2 separate regions of the Homo sapiens genome follow, and region 1 is linked to region 2. The links are chromatin loops, found by intact Hi-C in ENCODE. Cell type or tissue: dorsolateral prefrontal cortex. All regions are shown on one strand. Each heading gives the region's core, and the rest is flanking DNA. Links, peaks and the distances in the headings are about the cores only.

Evidence for each region. Hi-C counts contacts between places; a loop is a spot of excess contacts. Peaks named below come from ENCODE experiments on the same cell type or tissue, not always from the same donor. Only the 100,000 strongest peaks of a DNase experiment are listed, where the experiment ranks them.
Region 1: a loop joins it to region 2, with 1.0 times the contacts of the local background. A loop is called at or near these places in 26 of 110 quality-filtered maps.

Annotation. Positions count from the first base shown.
Region 1 is chr7:35,852,646-35,857,046 of GRCh38, forward strand. All of the region lies in intron 3 of SEPTIN7 (septin 7), which reads left to right. Among named protein-coding and RNA genes, the nearest start is that of SEPTIN7, 54 kb to the left of the region's middle. In dorsolateral prefrontal cortex, for the core only: no CTCF peak of the experiment used is centred there; a DNase peak (open chromatin) is centred at 1,876; H3K27ac peaks cover 2,543 bases.
Region 2 is chr7:35,803,140-35,807,540 of GRCh38, forward strand. All of the region lies in intron 1 of SEPTIN7 (septin 7), which reads left to right. Among named protein-coding and RNA genes, the nearest start is that of SEPTIN7, 4.3 kb to the left of the region's middle. In dorsolateral prefrontal cortex, for the core only: no CTCF peak of the experiment used is centred there; no DNase peak of the experiment used is centred there; H3K4me3 peaks cover 4,000 bases; H3K27ac peaks cover 3,818 bases.

The sequences.
Region 1 (4,401 bases), core at 162-4,161, 49 kb after region 2:
AATGATTTGAGTAAGGTGACTTTGCTTATGGGAAATAAACTATTTTATCAGGCTTATTTGAATGACATTTTGGTAACCTCTGTGTCACGATAATAGAATCATTAAGACAATACAATAAGCTACAAATACCTCATTTATATGAGGTACTTGACTTGAGTCAATACAATAACCTACAAATACCTCATTTGTATGAGGTACTCGATTGAGTACTTTAGGAGAATATTCACTGAATCAGTGTTATTCTTGAAAGGACGTAGATCTATTATTGTATCTTGTAAAATGTTCTTTTTTCCATCTTTCTCAGCCTGCTAAAGAGGTTATGATTTAGTTTCAGGACAGATGTGGAATTTGATACTAGGGGTATCAAATTAAAGATTTGACAAGCCTTTAATGACAAGATTAAAGGCTGTTGAACTTAGTTTCTCTCTTCTTCCTGTTCTAAATTTTTAATTGCTTTATCCTTTACTTTTCCATTTGAAGCTCATTGTGGTTAGTGCAGTAAAAGCAGTGGCCCTGGTGCTCAAGCATGTAATCCCAGCCCTTTGGGAGGCCGAGGTGGGAAGATTGCTTGAATCCAGGCGTTTGAGACCAGCCTGGGCAACATAGTGAGACCTCATCTCTTAAAAAAATATTTGCTGGATGTGGTGGCATGCACCTGTAGTCTCAGCTACTCGGGAGGCTGAGGTGGGAGGATCACTTGAGCCCAGCAGGCAGAAATTGCAGTAAGCCATGATTGTGCCTCTCACTTAAACCTGCACGACAGAGTGAGACTCTCCTCGGGGCTGGGCGGGGGAAGTGGGTCAGGACATAGAGGTCAAGAAGCATGTTCCTTTCGCCTGCTCAGAGTCTGGGAAGTATAGTATGATTAAGGACATGAGATTTGCCATTCAGATTGAGCTGTAGCTCTGCTACTTGGTAGAGGTATTTGTCATTGGCAAGTTACTTTCAGAGGTTTCATTTACTTAGCTGTAAAATTGTTTAAAGAATCTTATGTAGAGTTTTGTAATTATTGAAGTCATTGAATGCATGTAAAGTGCCTAGCTCAATGTCTTTCTTATAGTTATTGAATAAAAATATTAAGTGTTATTGTTAATGAAGATACTGGTAAAATATCCCATGTCAGATATGGTCCAACCTGGTTAACCAGATTGGAAGGTAGTTGGGAATTTTGGCACAGAGTCTTTAATGGATAAATGAGAGTGGGTATTTAGAAAGGCAGTAGAACATACTGCCTGGTGTCAAATACTGATTACTGCTTATTAACTCTTTGGCACTAGTAAGTTATTTCACTTTTGTTTCTGTTTTTTCACCTTAAAATGGTATTGATAATGATGCAGATTGAGTATCCCTAATCCAAAAATCTGAAATCTCAGATACTCCAAAGTTTGAAACTTTGAGTGCTGACGTGATGCTCAAAGGAAATGCTCATTGAACCAGTTTTTGGATTTTGGATTTTCAGATTAGGGATGCTGAACTGATGAGCAATGCAAATATTCTAAAATTTGAAAAAGCCCCAAATCCAACACGCTTCTGGTCCCAAGCATTTTGGATAAGTGATACACAACCTGTAGCATCTATCTCATGGTATTATAAAGGTTAACTAAGTCAATGCTTGTAAAATACTGGCACACAGAAGAATTTATAACTTACTGGCTGTCACTGTCATTATTTTTGATGCATAGTGGTATCAGTGCTAGAGGATTTGGGGATTCAAATTTTGAAAAATGCCCCCCAGGGGACATCTCTCAACGTCTGGAAGCATTTTTGGTTGCCACAGCTGGGGAGGAGGGATGCTAACTGGCTTCTAATGGGTAAAGGCCAGGGATGCTGCCAAGCATCCTTCAATGAACAAGGCACTCCTCACAATAAAGAATTATCCAACCCAAAATGTCAGTAGTGCCAAGATTGAGAATTCCTGTAGTACAGCTGTCTGGAGCTGTAGTTGCCAGCATCTGCAGCAACCTGTGCCTGATGCCTGCCTCTCATTTACTCTGTAGTCTCTTACTGGACTCAATAATCATTTTTCTCTTAACTTTTATCCCAGTACTCCCAATCACTATATTTGCAGGTAGCCTCTTCTCAGGCATTCTTGACTTCTTTGTAGTATAACATATTATCAACCCCTTTAAATATTAAAAGTTAAAATTAAATATTATATAATTTATGGTTCTTGTAGAAAAACTGATATACAAAGAAGAAAAATTTAAATGTTTCATAACCTTTCCCATCTAGAAATAAACACTGTTACAAAGTTGGTATATTCACTTTTATTATTACCCTCCCCTTGGCTTCCCAAAGAAAGAAAAGCTTATAAAATATACATTTTATTTTTTAAAAACTAAATTCTAAAGATATTTAGTAAAAAGCAAGTTTCCTTTTTTCTCTCACCTGCATTTCCAGTCCTGTCTCTAGAAATAAGCATTAAATTGGTGCAAGTCTTTTGGCATTTTTTTATACTTTTATATACACCAGGCATTCCTACGTCAATTTTTTTTGTGTGTGTAAACAGTACCATGCTATAAGTACTATTCTGTGAATGTGTTTTCCCTATCACTGAATATACTGTGTGTGTATATACACTGAATATTCCTGTCAGTATATTCTTAGCAATTATGTGGTATTCTGTAATATCTTTATCATGATTTATACAGTCAGCTATTAATGAAGATGGATGTTCGTAGTTACAAACAGTGCTTAGGTTCCTTGGATTTCTAGGCACACATATAAATGCTTCTGTAATGTACATTTCTGAAAGTGAAATCCTGGGTCAAAAGGCATGTAGATTTAAATTTTGATAGATTACCAAATTATTCTTCAGAAAAGCTGTAGCAGTTTACAGTTTCACCAAGAACCACCCCTGATGGTTGACTTACTTTCTTTAGGCTTATTTTAAGCATGAGTTTTTCTCCAAATACTTTAGTCAGATCTCTTAGATTTTTATGTGTAATACTCATTTTGTTTGTATTTGAGTAATTTTCACATAGGAAGAGTTAAGGAGAGATATCTAAGTAGGTGGATGGATTGTGTTATTTTTTATTAATTTTTAATTTCACTACAGAGAATTCAGAGAATATGATCTGTAGGTTCCAGCATTGATTTATTTTTCTGTGTAGCCTTACATAGGATTAGCTTATTTAAGTATTCCATAGGTTTCAAAAATGTGTTTATTCTCTGGGTAGAAATTTGTGTATATATATTTGACAATTAAGCATATTATTTAAATCATTTTTATTTTTTCAGCGCTTGATTTATCCATATCCAAAAGACCTATTAGTCTTTTAATGTGGAACTTGCTAACTTGCTGTTGTTTCCAAGTTTTTGCCTTAAGTATTTTTAACATTTTGTTATTTATATTCTTCTGTCATATCAAACTTCCATGTGTTTCTAATTTCCTTAAATGAATCACAGAAATAATACAACTACTTATTGAGCACTTAATGTGTACCAGGCACTGTGCTTAGATTTCACATATATTACCTAATTTAGTCCTCATAGTTCATACTCTTATACTAATTTGATATGTAAGAAAACAGAAAATGCAAGTATCTTGCTCACTGTAATTATAGAATTATAATAATGGAATTATACAGTATGTATTCTTTTTAGATTGGCTTCTTTCGCTCACCAGCGTACATTGGTCTCTGTCTTTTCATGGTTTGGGAGCTGATTTCTTTTTGGTGCTGAGTGATATTCCATTTTCTGGATATACCACAGTGTATTTATCCATTCAACTACTGAAGGACATTGTGGTTGCTTCCACGTCTTGGCAATTATAAATAAAGCTGCTGCAAATACCTGTGTGTAAGACTTTGTTTTTAACTTAGCTGGGTAAACATCAAGAAGGGCAATTGCTGGATCATTGCCTTGTGTCCTCACTGCTCTTAAAGATCAGATTTGTTCAGCTTTTTACTTCTTAGAATGGAGTGGCGACTTCCAAGCTCCTTATGTATGGAACCAGAAAAAGCAGACTGAGTTCTCAACTACTTTTTGGTACCCATTTTTTCTGCCTCCTTACCCTGAATGAGACTGGGCTCTTTGAGGATCATTTCCCCTGTGGCATATAGCTCAAGGGGGAGCTTTTGTTTCACCTTATGAGCCTCAAGGTGGGGAGATGGTCTTGGTTACTTTCCTTATTTCTCATCGAGGTTTGTGTTAAAGCTTTCTGTTTCTTTGGGATCTTCCAATTTATAAGGAAATAGAAATCACTTTAGTTCAGAATAAATTCTTCTAAAAGTTAAATATAAAGTTCTCAATTATAGGAAAAAATAATTAAGGTCTCTTTGATTTGGCTTTTCTAATTGAATTCGATTCTAGGGGAAGAAGTGTTTTGATTTTCCTCCTTCCTTGATTCTAAGATAAGATCTACTCTGAAACATATAATCAGATTTGATTTGAGGGAGG
Region 2 (4,401 bases), core at 177-4,176:
GTAGCTTAACAATTTTTGTTGCAGGCTTTGGTTTGGAGATATTTGATGCATACATAATACATGAAAGGTAGTGTTAAAAGATTGTATTTCAGAAGTTTGTGATAAAATTGGTTGTTCAGATTTGCACATTGTCCCGTAGAAGTCATTTTAAGTAAATCCATGCCAGAACTTCTGAACAAGTCTGAGGCAAGTTAGGAATCCTTACAGAACCTAGGAGAATTTAGAGGAATATGCTAGGACAACAACAACAACAAAGCTTGGGGGAGAAGAGGGAGGAAGAAGAGTTACATCTATGGCTTCTAAGGTCTCAGTAATGGAGAGTGATCAGATGAGGGACCAGTCAGAATAAGGATAGTGGTAGAGCAGATTAGTTTCAGACTTTGTATAATTTGATGATATACATATTCATTGTAGACTGTATTCTGGGAATTGCCGATAGAGAATTCCTACCTGACTAAATTGCCTGCTGAGAAATGTGTTTCACATTTTGAATTAATAAGCTATCTTCAATTTTTGATTATAAGTTGAACATTTTAAACTAATGATTTATGTCTTTTACTAAGTTTTGAGACAAAACTTTTTGTATACTTCTTTTTTTGTACTAAGTTTGGACTGTAAAGATAAACTTTATTATACAATAGAAACTGAAGAAAAATTATGTTTTTAAGGAGCAGAATTGTAAGGTAGTTTGATTATGGGTTTAGTTCGCTATATGAGAGCATACTGTTAAATGTAGACCATTGAACTCTACAGCAGTGTTTTGAAGACTGCAGGTTGTGACCCATTAGTGGACATTGCACTTAATATTTTGAGGGAGATTAAATTTTCTTTCAGGTATTGTGTACTAGGTGGGGAAGTAATTTTTTTTAAGGATTGTGGTCAAAATGTACAGTATGGATGAGTCAAATCTAAGGTCTTCGAACCTTATGTTAGGGGTTGGAGGTCTTGGTGTGAGGAAGGAAGACTTTAAAATTAAAGACTGTTAAGTCCGTGTGGCTTTTTCTTACTTTGGATTCATTTATCCTGTACTCCATGTAGCTCGCATGGTTAGAGAGATCTGAGGCCTACTCCTATTTGAGAGGATGTTATCCCCCATAGCCAGAAACCAGGGTGGCTTCCAAAAGAAAAGGGTAGCATTCGGTGACTCTGCTTTAGGCCTTGAGGATGAATCTTTTCTTTGTTTTTGTCTTCCTGTGTCCTTTTGCATCATCAGAGATCTGGAGACTAAGCTTTGAGCATGGGCTTGGGGAAGAGGGGCCAAAGAGGCAGCTTGGCTGGCATTAAGTGTTGAAGGCCGTAGACCAGACACACACTAAATCCTTGTGACTTACACTTGGTGCAGTCCAGCTATCCAGATGTAGGGATTACACATTGGGGTTTGAGTTCAAAATCTTAATAATGATTTAGAACATGGGCTTTGATGTTAGATATGGATGCAAATCTTGGCTTTGCTACTCAATAGATACACCAGTCAGAGTAGGTTAGATTGTAATTTTAAAAACTACAGTTAGGCGTTGTTAACAATACGGTACATTGAGAAATCATAGAGTATTTTACCTACACAAACCTAGATGGTAGAGCCTACTATACACCTGGGCTATATCCTATTGCTTCTAGGCTATGAGCTTGTATAGCTTGTTATTGTACTGACTACTGTAAACAATTATGACAAATGGTAAGCGTGTTTCTTTTTTTGTTTTTTTTTTTTTTTTTTGAGACGTAATTTCGCTCTTGCTGCCCATGCTGGAGTGCAATGGTGCAATCTTGGCTCACCGCAACCTCTGTCTGCCTCCTGGGTTCAAGCAGTTCTCCTGTCTCAGCCTCGCGAGTAGCTGGGATTACAGGTGCTTGCCTGCCTCAGCCTCCCAAGTAGCTGGGGTTACAGGCACTCGCCACCACGCCCAGCTAATTTTTGTATTTTTAGTAGAGACGGGGTTTCACCATGTTGGCCAGGCTGGTCTGGAACTCCTGACCTCAAGTGATCCTCCTGCCTCGGCCTCCCAAAGTGCTGGGATTATAGATGTGAGCCATCACGCCCGGCCAAGTGTTTGTGCTTCTAAGCATAGAAAAGATGATGTGCTGTACTATGAACTTGTGACTGCTATGACATCACAGGTGATATGAATTTTTTTAGCTCCATAGTAATCTTATGGGACTACTGTCATAAATGTCCATTGTTGACCAAACGTTGGACATACTGCATGACTATACTGCAAATAAAAAAAGTGGAAATGGAATAAGAAAGATAAACTATAAGCCCCAATTTTTTATTATTAGTTTCAATAGACATAAAATTATTCTGCTATTAAATTTTCCATTTTTGTGCTCTCAATTTGTGTTTCTCTGACATAAACTGATAATTCACAGACTGGCTCATTGGTCCACAGACCACACTTTGCATAGCACTAGGTTAAACTATGCTGCAGCAACAGACTGTCATGCTAAAGTTTATGTACAGTATTATGTTTTAGGCCAGTGTTAACTTTAAAAATACTATACTTTGAAAGCTGAGAATTAAGTATCCCCTGTGATTGGGGGGATAGCCTGAAGCTGCTCCTGCTTACGTTATTTTGAAGTTTTCTAAGTCTTAAGTATTCATGTGTCATTTGCATTTTATTCAATGTTTGTTTGCTTTATGTGAAATATAAAGATGATATTCTTCCTCCTTCCCCACTGATCTGGAAGTAAAAATGGACTTTCCTGAAGTTGTAACATCTTAATTCTGTTGTTTTGTTTAACTCTGGGACACAACTGACTACTTCTGGTAGCTTTATTGGAGGTGAGGCTCCAGGTCAGAGTTTCTCATTTGAGGTTTTGTAATTATTTGAGGGAGGGGAGGGCTGTCTTGAGCATTGTACAGTATTTACCAGCATCCCTGCTGTCATCGTGCTAAGATGCCAGCAGCACATGCTCTCTCTGGTTGTGAAATGAAAAAAATGTCTACAGACATTGCCAAATGTCACGTGGGGGAGCAGAATCATCCTTGGTTGAGAACCACTGCACTAGGTGATGGAGAGCCATTGAAGGATTGTGGGAGACGGGGAAGAAGGAACAAGCTTCCTTAACTGTCTTACTTTTTACTTCTTCCTGGAACTCCTACCACTTAATATTCTTAGTATTTCCTAAACTTGGGAATCAAAATTACCTAGATTTTTTTGTATTAAAAGTTTATCATTAATTGATATATTTTTGCAAAGCATGATCAGTAATTACTGGACATAGAACATTATGCTAGGTCATTATTTTCTAAAGTATGGTTGAAGGGTCAACCATGGCTTGGAGTTAAAAATGCAGATTAACTGGTTCCCACTACAAGACCCATTGATTAGCAATCTCTGGGAGAGGGACCCAGGAGTCTACATTTCCAAATGCTTTCCGACTTATCAAGTAACTTCATTATTGTATGCTTTCATAGAAAAAAATACGTGGATTTTAAGTATTTAGTTCAATGAATTGCTGATGTGCATACACACATCTTGTAGCCTTTATTCTAATCAAGATAGAGAATACTTCCACCATCCCAGAGTTTCTTGTGCCCTGTTGGAGTTCTCCTTCTACTGCCCCAGGTAACCACTGATAAGATTTCTAATAGCCATGAATTAGTTTTTTTGTTTTTGTTAGTTGACTCATTTAAAGTGTTTTTTCTGGGTAACTTTCTAAAGTCTCCCCATCCCTATAACTTCTTTATTATATAAGATTTCAAATAAAATGAACGTCATGGTGTTTTTCAAAGAATACAGATTCTCATAGTGTTTCACACTTTGATAAATGATAGGCCTGGGATGGGGCCCTGAAAATCTTTGGCTCTGATTGACTGTTTTCAGGAAAATCAAAACTATTTTCCACCAGTTTTGCTGTGCTTTATAAAATATATTTGAAATATTCCTGCAGTGGTAATTTGAAACTTTTGTAAACTTTGTTCATTGATTTAACAAGTATTTGACTCCAGGAAGTATCAGACACTTTGACACCATAGCAATCAAGAAAGCTGTGGTCATGGATGTTATGATGTTTCTGTTTTCATTTCTGAAATTGCTTTTTTAAAACTTTTTTTTTTTTTTTGAAACGGAGTTTCGCTCTTGTTGCCCAGGCTGGAGTGCAATGGCACAGTCTCAGCCACCGCAGCCTCCGCCTCCCCGGTTCAAGTGATTCTCCTGCCTCAGCCTCCCGAGTAGCTGGGATTACAGGCATGTGCCACCATGCCCGGCTGAATTTTTTTTTTTTTTTTTTTTTTTTTTTTTAGATGGAGTCTCTCTGTGTCGCCCAGGCTGGAGTGCAGTGGCGCGATCTCGGCTCGCTGTAAGAAGGTCTGCCTCCCGGGTTCACACCATTCTCCTGCCTCAGCCTCCTGAATAGCTGGGACTACAGGCGCCCGCCACCGCGCCCGGCTAATTTTTGTAT